2 separate regions of the Homo sapiens genome follow, and region 2 is linked to region 1. Evidence: read pairs that join two places in POLR2A ChIA-PET (ENCODE). Cell type or tissue: PC-9. All regions are shown on one strand. Region 1 has its middle 35 kb from the start of LINC02649. Region 2 overlaps LOC124902370 (a long non-coding RNA gene).

What was found. Peaks named below come from ENCODE experiments on the same cell type or tissue, not always from the same donor. Only the 100,000 strongest peaks of a DNase experiment are listed, where the experiment ranks them.
Region 2: POLR2A ChIA-PET joins it to region 1 with 12 read pairs; 9 of 35 experiments call an interaction of 5 or more read pairs at or near these places.

The regions. Positions count from the first base shown.
Region 1 is chr10:6,289,265-6,293,264 of GRCh38, reverse strand. It overlaps a transcript of PFKFB3 not described here and the pseudogene SDCBPP1. Among named protein-coding and RNA genes, the nearest start is that of LINC02649, 35 kb to the left of the region's middle. In PC-9, no CTCF peak of the experiment used is centred here; DNase peaks (open chromatin) are centred at 454, 1,944 and 2,414; H3K27ac peaks cover 2,051 bases.
Region 2 is chr10:6,404,350-6,408,349 of GRCh38, reverse strand. All of the region lies in intron 1 of LOC124902370 (a long non-coding RNA gene), which reads left to right. It also overlaps a transcript of PRKCQ not described here. Among named protein-coding and RNA genes, the nearest start is that of LINC02656, 56 kb to the right of the region's middle. In PC-9, a CTCF peak has its summit at 1,888; a DNase peak (open chromatin) is centred at 1,969.

The DNA of each region.
Region 1 (4,000 bases):
GACAGAAGGTCACTGGACTGAAGGACTCTCAAATTGCAGACATACTGTCAACATCTGGGACTCGAGTTACTATTACAATCATGTCTTCTTTTATCTTTGAACAGATTAAGTGGATGACACCAAGCATGATGAAAAGCCTAATAGACCACACCATTCCTGAGGGTTTAAAATTCATCACACGACGGAAATGTAGCTGAACGTCTCCGTTTCCTTCTTTGGCAACTTCTGTATTCTGCACGTGAGGCTTTCTGGGGCCAGCAATTGAGCATACGCTGCATGAGGATCTTTCCATCTCACATTATGGCTGGGAATCTTACTGTTTCATCTGATAACCTGTTCAGATTTCAAGAGAGCTGTAGCCTTATCCTGGTTTTATAGAGGTGAAACTTTCAAGAGATTTACTGACTTTCCTGGAATAGTTGCTTTTCCGGAAACCTGATACTTTCATAAGCCATTGTGATTAGAATGACTGATACAGGCTTAGCTTTGTGTGAGAACCAGTCACCTTTCTCCTAGGCCATGAGAAGTGCTGTTCATGTTACTTTAGTTCTATGGGATGTTTGCATTTTTAACACATTCTACCACAGTACACTTAGAATGATTGCCCTTGATAGTTTTTTTTTTTTTTAATTCTGTGTATGTGTGTATAAAATGCCAATTAAGAACACTGGTTTCGGGCCAGGCACGGTGGCTCACGCCTGTAATCCCAGCACTTTGGAAGGTTGAAGTGGGCAGATCACGAGGTCAGGAGATCGAGACCATCCTGGCTAGTAGAGATGGTGAAACCCTGTCTCTACTAAAAATACAAAAAAATTAGCTGGGTGTGGTGGTGGGCGCCTGTAGTCCCAGCTACTCGGGAGGCTGAGGCAGGAGAATGGCATGAACCCAGGAGGCGGAGCTTGCAGTGAGCCGAGATTGCGCCACTGCACTCCAGCCTGGGCGACAGAGTGAGACTCTGTCTCAAAAAAAAAAAAAAAAAAAAAAAAGAAAAAAAAAAAGTACACTGGTTTCGGCTGGGTGCTGTGGCTCACACTTGTAATCCCAGCACTTTGGGATGCTGAGGTGGGAGGATCACTTGAGATCAGGAGTTCGAGACCAGCCTGGCCAACATGGTGAAAACCTGTCTCTACTAAAAATATAAAACTTAGCCAGGCATGGTGGCACATGCCTGTAATCCCAGCTACTCGGGAGGCTGAGGCAGCAGAATTGCTTGAACTCGGGAGGTGGAGGTTGCAGTGAGCCAAGATCAAACCACTGTATGCCAGCCTAAGCAACAGAGTGAGACTTTGTCTCAAAAAAAAAAAAAAAAAAAAAAAAAACCACTGGTTTCCTTCCACGTAAGCATTAAACAGTGTATGTAGGTTGTAAGAGATGGTGATGATTGTTCTGAAATCTTAACTACCTTCACTTAATGTGCTTGAACTGTCGCCTTAACTGTGTTAAGCATCCAGACTAAAAGCTGAAATAGAATTACTGCTGCCTTTCTAAAACGCAAAATGTGGTTCTCTATTAATCTGAAATGTACACTAGCCCAGAGCAGTTTAATGATACTTAACGAGCTATAGCATAGCATAGCTGCTTAGTTGTATTTGAGATTTTCTAGTCAATGCATAATGGAAACTTCTTTCTTCTGAAAGTTGCCAGTAGCACTATAGATTGAATGTAAAAATTGTTCTAGTAAACAGGACACTTTTTTTTTTTTTTTTTTTGAGACAGAGTCTCACTTATTCCACTGCCCAGGCTGGAGTGCAGCGGCACAATCTCTGCTCAATGCAACCTCTGCCTCTTGGGCTTGAGCAATTCTCCTGCCTCAGCCTCTTGAGTAGCTGGGACTGCAGACATGCACCACCATGCCCAGCTAATCTTTTTATTTTTTGTGGAGACAGGGTTTCACCATGTTGACCAGGCTGACCTCAAGTGATCCGCCCACCTTGGCCTCCCAAAGTGCTGGGATTATAGGCATGAGCCACCACGCCCAGCCTGAACAAGATAAACTTTTGACTCCTCTTTTTTTTCATTTGTGGATTAAGTGGTATAATACTTAACTTTGGCATTTGACTCTGAAGATTATGTAACCTAGCCACTTCAGATGGTTTTAGAATATTTTTCTAGTAATTTGTTGCACTTCCTGATTCCTCCTTGCAAACTAAATGACAGGACACTTTATCCTGATTATTTTCTTGTTTTTGATTTATGCCTATTCTATTTTAATTAAATATGTACACATAAAGTTAAAAACAAAAATAAAAAATGAAACTCATGTATGCAACAAACATGTAATGGGAATACCACACAGAAAAAAAGAGAAAGAGACAGAAAAAAATATTTGAAGTAATAATGGATGAAAATTTTCCAAAATTAATGACAGATACCAAACCACAAAACCAGGAAGCTCAGAGGAGGATAAATACACCAAGCATGATAAATACCAAAGAAATGTACATCTAGAAAATCAAAGACAGGCCAGGCGTGGTGGCTTATGCCTGTAATCCCAACACTCTGGGAGGCCAAGGCAGGCAGATCACCTGAGGTCAGGAGTTCGAAACCAGTCTAGCCAACATGGTGAAACCCCGTCTCTACTAACAATACAAAAAAAAAGTTAGCTGGGCATGGTGGTGGGTGCCTGTAATCCCAGCTACTCAGGAGGCTGAGGCACAAGAATCATTTGTACCCAGGAGGTGGAGGTTGTAGTGAGCTGAGATCGCACCACTGCACTCCAGCCTGGGCAATAGAGCAAGACTCTGTCTCAAAAAAAAAAAAAAAAATCAAAGACAAAAAGAAAATCTTGAAAGAAGCCAGAAGATTATCTCAATAGATGCAGAAAAGGCCTTTGACAAAATTCAACAACGCTTCATGCTAAAAACTCTCAATAAATTAGGTATTGATGGGACATATCTCAAAATAATAAGAGCTATCTATGACAAACCCACAGCCAATATCATACTGAATGGGCAAAAACTGGAAGCATTCTCTTTGAAAACTGGCACAAGACAGGGATGCCCTCTCTCACCACTCCTATTCAACATAGTGTTGGAAGTTCTGGCCAGGGCAATCAGGCAGGAGAAGGAAATAAAGGGTATTCAATTAGGAGAAGAGGAAGTCAAATTGTCCCTGTTTGCAGATGACATGATTGTATATCTAGAAACCCCCACTGTCTCAGCCCAAAATCTCCTTAAGCTGATAAGCAACTTCAGCAAAGTCTCAGGATACAAAATCAATGTACAAAAATCACAAGCATTCTTATACACCAATAGCAGACAAACAGAGAGCCAAATCATGAGTGAACTCCCATTCACGATTGCTTCAAAGAGAATAAAATACCTAGGAATCCAACTTACAAGGGACGTGAAGGACCTCTTCAAGGAGAACTACAAACCACTGCTCAATGAAATAAAAGAGGATACAAACAAATGGAAGAACATTCCATGCTCATGGGTAGGAAGAATCAATATCATGAAAATGGCCATACTGCCCAAGGTAATTTATAGATTCAATGCCATCCCCATCAAGCTACCAATGACTTTCTTCACAGAATTGGAAAAAACTACTTCAAAGTTCATATGGAACCAAAAAGAGCCCGCATCGCCAAGTCAATCCTAAGCCAAAAGAACAAAGCTGGAGGCATCACGCTACCTGACTTCAAACTATACTACAAGGCTACAGTAACCAAAACAGCATGGTACTGGTACCAAAACAGAGATATAGATCAATGGAACAGAACAGAGCCCTCAGAAATAATGCCACTTATCTACAACTATCTGATCTTTGACAAACCTGAGAAAAACAAGCAATGGGGAAAGGATTCCCTATTTAATAAATGGTGCTGGGAAAACTAGCTAGCCATATGTAGAAAGCTGAAACTGGATCCCTTCCTTACACCTTACACAAAAATTAATTCAAGATGGATTAAAGACTTAAATGTTAGACCTAAAACCATAAAAACCCTAGAAGAAAACCTAGGCATTACCATTCAGGACATAGGCATGGGCAAGGACTTCAT
Region 2 (4,000 bases), 120 kb before region 1:
AAAAAAACTAAATCCATCAATCAAACCTGAGTTTGGTCAAATGTCTATGTCCAAGTACTAATTTGTAAGAAATACAGAACACAGAATAATATGTCAAAGTACACCCTGGAGATGTAATCAGCAAAATCTAAACTGAGCAATTCCCTAAGATAAGTGTCAATAAATAAATTGCAAGGAAAAGTAGGGGAGATAAAACTATAGGTCCAATACAACTTAAAAGACATCAGTGAATCACAGTATATGGCCCTTATCCGGATCCTGATTCCAAAAAATGTAAAAAAAAAAAAAAAAAAAAAAAAAAAACTGACACAAGACCACTGGAAATTTGAACAACTGACTAAAGACTTGATACTACTAAACATTAATGTTAATTTTCTTGGTGTGATAACAGTATTGTGGCTAGGTTTTAAAAAGAACATTTTTAGAGAAGTTTCAAGATAGATATATCATTTTATACTTATTTACAAATACACATAAGGATTTTACAGATAAAATGATATGATATATGGGATTTGCTTGAATACTAGGGAGAATGAGTTAGGTGGGGATATGGATGAAACAAAATTGGCCATGAATTGAATCTAGATAATGGGACCATGGAGATTCATTACACTGTTCTGTCTGTTACATGAACACACACACCACACACACCATGTATGTACACGTCACATGCACATACCACACACATTCATTCACATGCAACCCATATACACACATCATATATGCGAACACCACAGATGTGCATGTCCCATGCACATACCACACACAATCACACATTCACACGCCATACACACATGCCATACACACACATGAACACACCATACACATGACACAAACACCATACATACACACCATACACACACACACACACACACACACTGAACATGTACACCACACATGCATGCATGCGCACACATGTAGCTTTCCAAGCACACCACATGCTTGCTTCTGGGCCCGACACAAGCTGCTGCCTGGAAGTCATTCCCCCTCACTTGAACGCCTCCTCCTGATTTCTGCTCCAATATTGCCCCCTCCAGATGCCTCTTATGCCCCCACTCATCCCCTCACACCCCCCACACCCCGGCACCATGCACGCCCACTGCATTCAGGACTGGGTGCTCGCTTACCTGCAAGCTCAGCCGGCATGGGATTGCATCTTCTCTGTCTCATGTCTCCAGCCCGCAACAGAGCTGAACATTTGCAGAGTGAAAGTTGGATAGATGAATTACCAAATTCTTTAGAGTGATCTGTTAGAACCCATAGCTCTTTTTGGGTTTGTGAAATTAGAAAAATGATGCCTGTGGTTTTTAAACTTCACTCATTGATCTTTTCAAAGGGCTTTACCCCCGAGGAAATACAAAGGATGGTATATTTTGCATATTCGAAGTGCATTCGTTCATTTCAACTTTATTAGCTGTGCTTAAATCATCATACTGAAAATGCATGTTTCTGTACTCATATGAGACATTCTAATTAATCTTACACTAGATCAACCAAACATTTGCATCTTGTAGCTGAAAAGTATCGTTTAAAAGTGGCTGAAACTCTGCTTCCTTGTTGGTTTTGACAGTGGTGAGTGAGTACCCATGGTAATGACGGTGAGCCATTCCCTCAGTGCCTCAGGCGGCACATCTTACTCCAGAATGAACATATTATCATAAGATCTGCACAAAGACATATTCGTTTCATGGCATTATTCAGAACTGTTTTGTGTCTATAAAAATTATAATAGCCTTCTGGTTAAACATAACACATTGACTAGAAAGTGACTCTCTTTTTCCTTTTTCAAAAAAACTTTATTGAAACATTAAAATAAACTGGGAAAGTAATTTAAAATTGTAATTAAAAATTACTCAGTACCATACAACAAATTCTGCATTGGTATAATCTGCAATCACAATTTTAGCCACTGGGGAGCGACTTCAGCAAACATTATTTTACAGCCGAATTCTGGAACCACAGGTTAGAGCTCAAAAGAACACGGGCCCCATTGTGCAAATTTTTCCTACTTTAGTCATGAAAAAAAAAAAAAAGTAGTTTGATTATTTGGTGTTAGAAACTGTCTGGAACACAGTTCTGAATTTTAAAAAGAACAATTTTAGGATGATATAGGCACTCTAAGGCATCTCCAGTTTCTAACATAAGTTAATTCTAACCCAAGGATTTTTCTAAAATGTTGTATATTTTAAATTCACACAATGCTTTAGATTTCACTCCTTATAATCTAATCTCAATTCCAAAGGGCATTATTATCATAATGCTCTTTCTCCATGTTGGTAAAATATGAAAAGTGTTAGTTGCAACAAAGGCCCAAAACAAATGGCCCAAATGTCCTCCAGGATGGGCCCTCTGAATGTGCGAGCTCTTGGTAGCAACATGCCTGACTTGAGGTTATACCAAGAAGAAATCATCATTCCCACTGAGGGTCTCCCAGCTGCATGGAAATGGGACAACATTGGTAACAGGTGCCAACCTGTGAGATTTTGGAGCTGTCATTGCTCCCCATGGGCACATGGGTGCACCAGTCATAGAGTACCATAAAGTAGCCAGCACTCCCGCACTTGTCCTTCAAAGCCTGACCCTTCCAGTAGCAGCAATCAGCTTCCTCTAGACCTAGAATCATGCGACAGTCCATTTGCAAAGAGCAGGATAAAGAACTTGAGCCATCTAGTGGGCTCTTGGGCATAGTTGGGAAGACGCAAGGCAAATTCCCTCTTCCAAAATATCCACCTTCCCATTCCACCACACTTAACACTTGGCTATTAAAAACCTTATTCTTGAGGTCAGAAAGACTTGCGGGGCGCTGGAGTTCCCCAGTGAAAATGCCAATAGCACTGGGTAATAAACACGTAAGTTATTGTCATGGGTGATTTGCAAACCTGCCAGCAAGGCAGTGAGCAGTTCCCTGGGTGGGGTCCAGGACGCAAAAGGAGAGAGTTCACGAAAGTCAAGATGAGAGGACGGCAAACGGAGAGCTGCCCAGTGCACAGATCTGCCTGAAGGAACACTGCTTCCCAAGGAAACACATCTGTTTGTTGTGAAGCTCTCACTATGAAAAACAGAATCTGACCGGGCGCGGTGGCTCACGCCTGTAATCCCAACACTCTGGGAGGCTGAGATGGGCAGATTGCTTTAGCTCAGGAGTTTGAGACCAGCCTGGCCAACATGGTGAAACCCTGTCTCTACCAAAAATACAAAAAATTAGCAGGGTGTGGTGGCGTGCACCTGTGGACCCAGCTATCTGGGAGGCTGAGGTTGGAAGATCACTTGTGGGAGGCAGAGATTGCAGTGAGCTAAGATTGTGCCACTGCACTCCAGCCTAGACAACAGAGTGAGACCCCATGTCAGAAGGAAAGAAAGAAAGAAAGAGAGAGAGAGAGAAGGAAGGAAGGATAGAAGGAAGGAAGGAAGGGAAGGGAAGGGAGGAAGGAAGGAGGGAGGAAGGAGAGAGAGAGAGAAAGAAAGAAAAAAGGAAAGAAAGGAAGGAAGAGAAAGAAAGAAGGAAAGAAAGAAAGAAAGAAGGAAAGAAAGAATGAAAGAGAGAGAGAAAGAAGGAAGGAAGGAGTGAAGGAAGGAAGAAAGGATGGAAGGAAGGAAGGGAAGGGAGGAAGGAAGGAGGGAGGAAGGAGAGAGAGAGAAAGAAAGAAAAAAGGAAAGAAAGGAAGGAAGAAAGGAAAGAGAGAAAGAAAAAGAGAAAAAAGGAAAGAAAGGAAGGAAGAAAGGAAAGAGAGAAAGAAAGAGAGAAAGAGAGAGAGAAAAAAAGAAAGAAAGAAAGAGAAAGAAGGAAGAAAGGATGGAAGTAAGGAAGGAAGGGAAGGAAGGAAGGAGGGAGGAAGGAGAGACAGAGAAAGAAAGGAAAGAGAGAAAGAAAGAAAAAAGGAAAAAAGGAAGGAAGAAAGGAAAGAGAAAGAAAGAGAGAAAGAAAGAGAAAAAAGAAAGAAAGAAGGAAAGAAAGAAAAGAAAGAACGAAAGAAAGAATGAATCCATTGTCAGAGTCTGG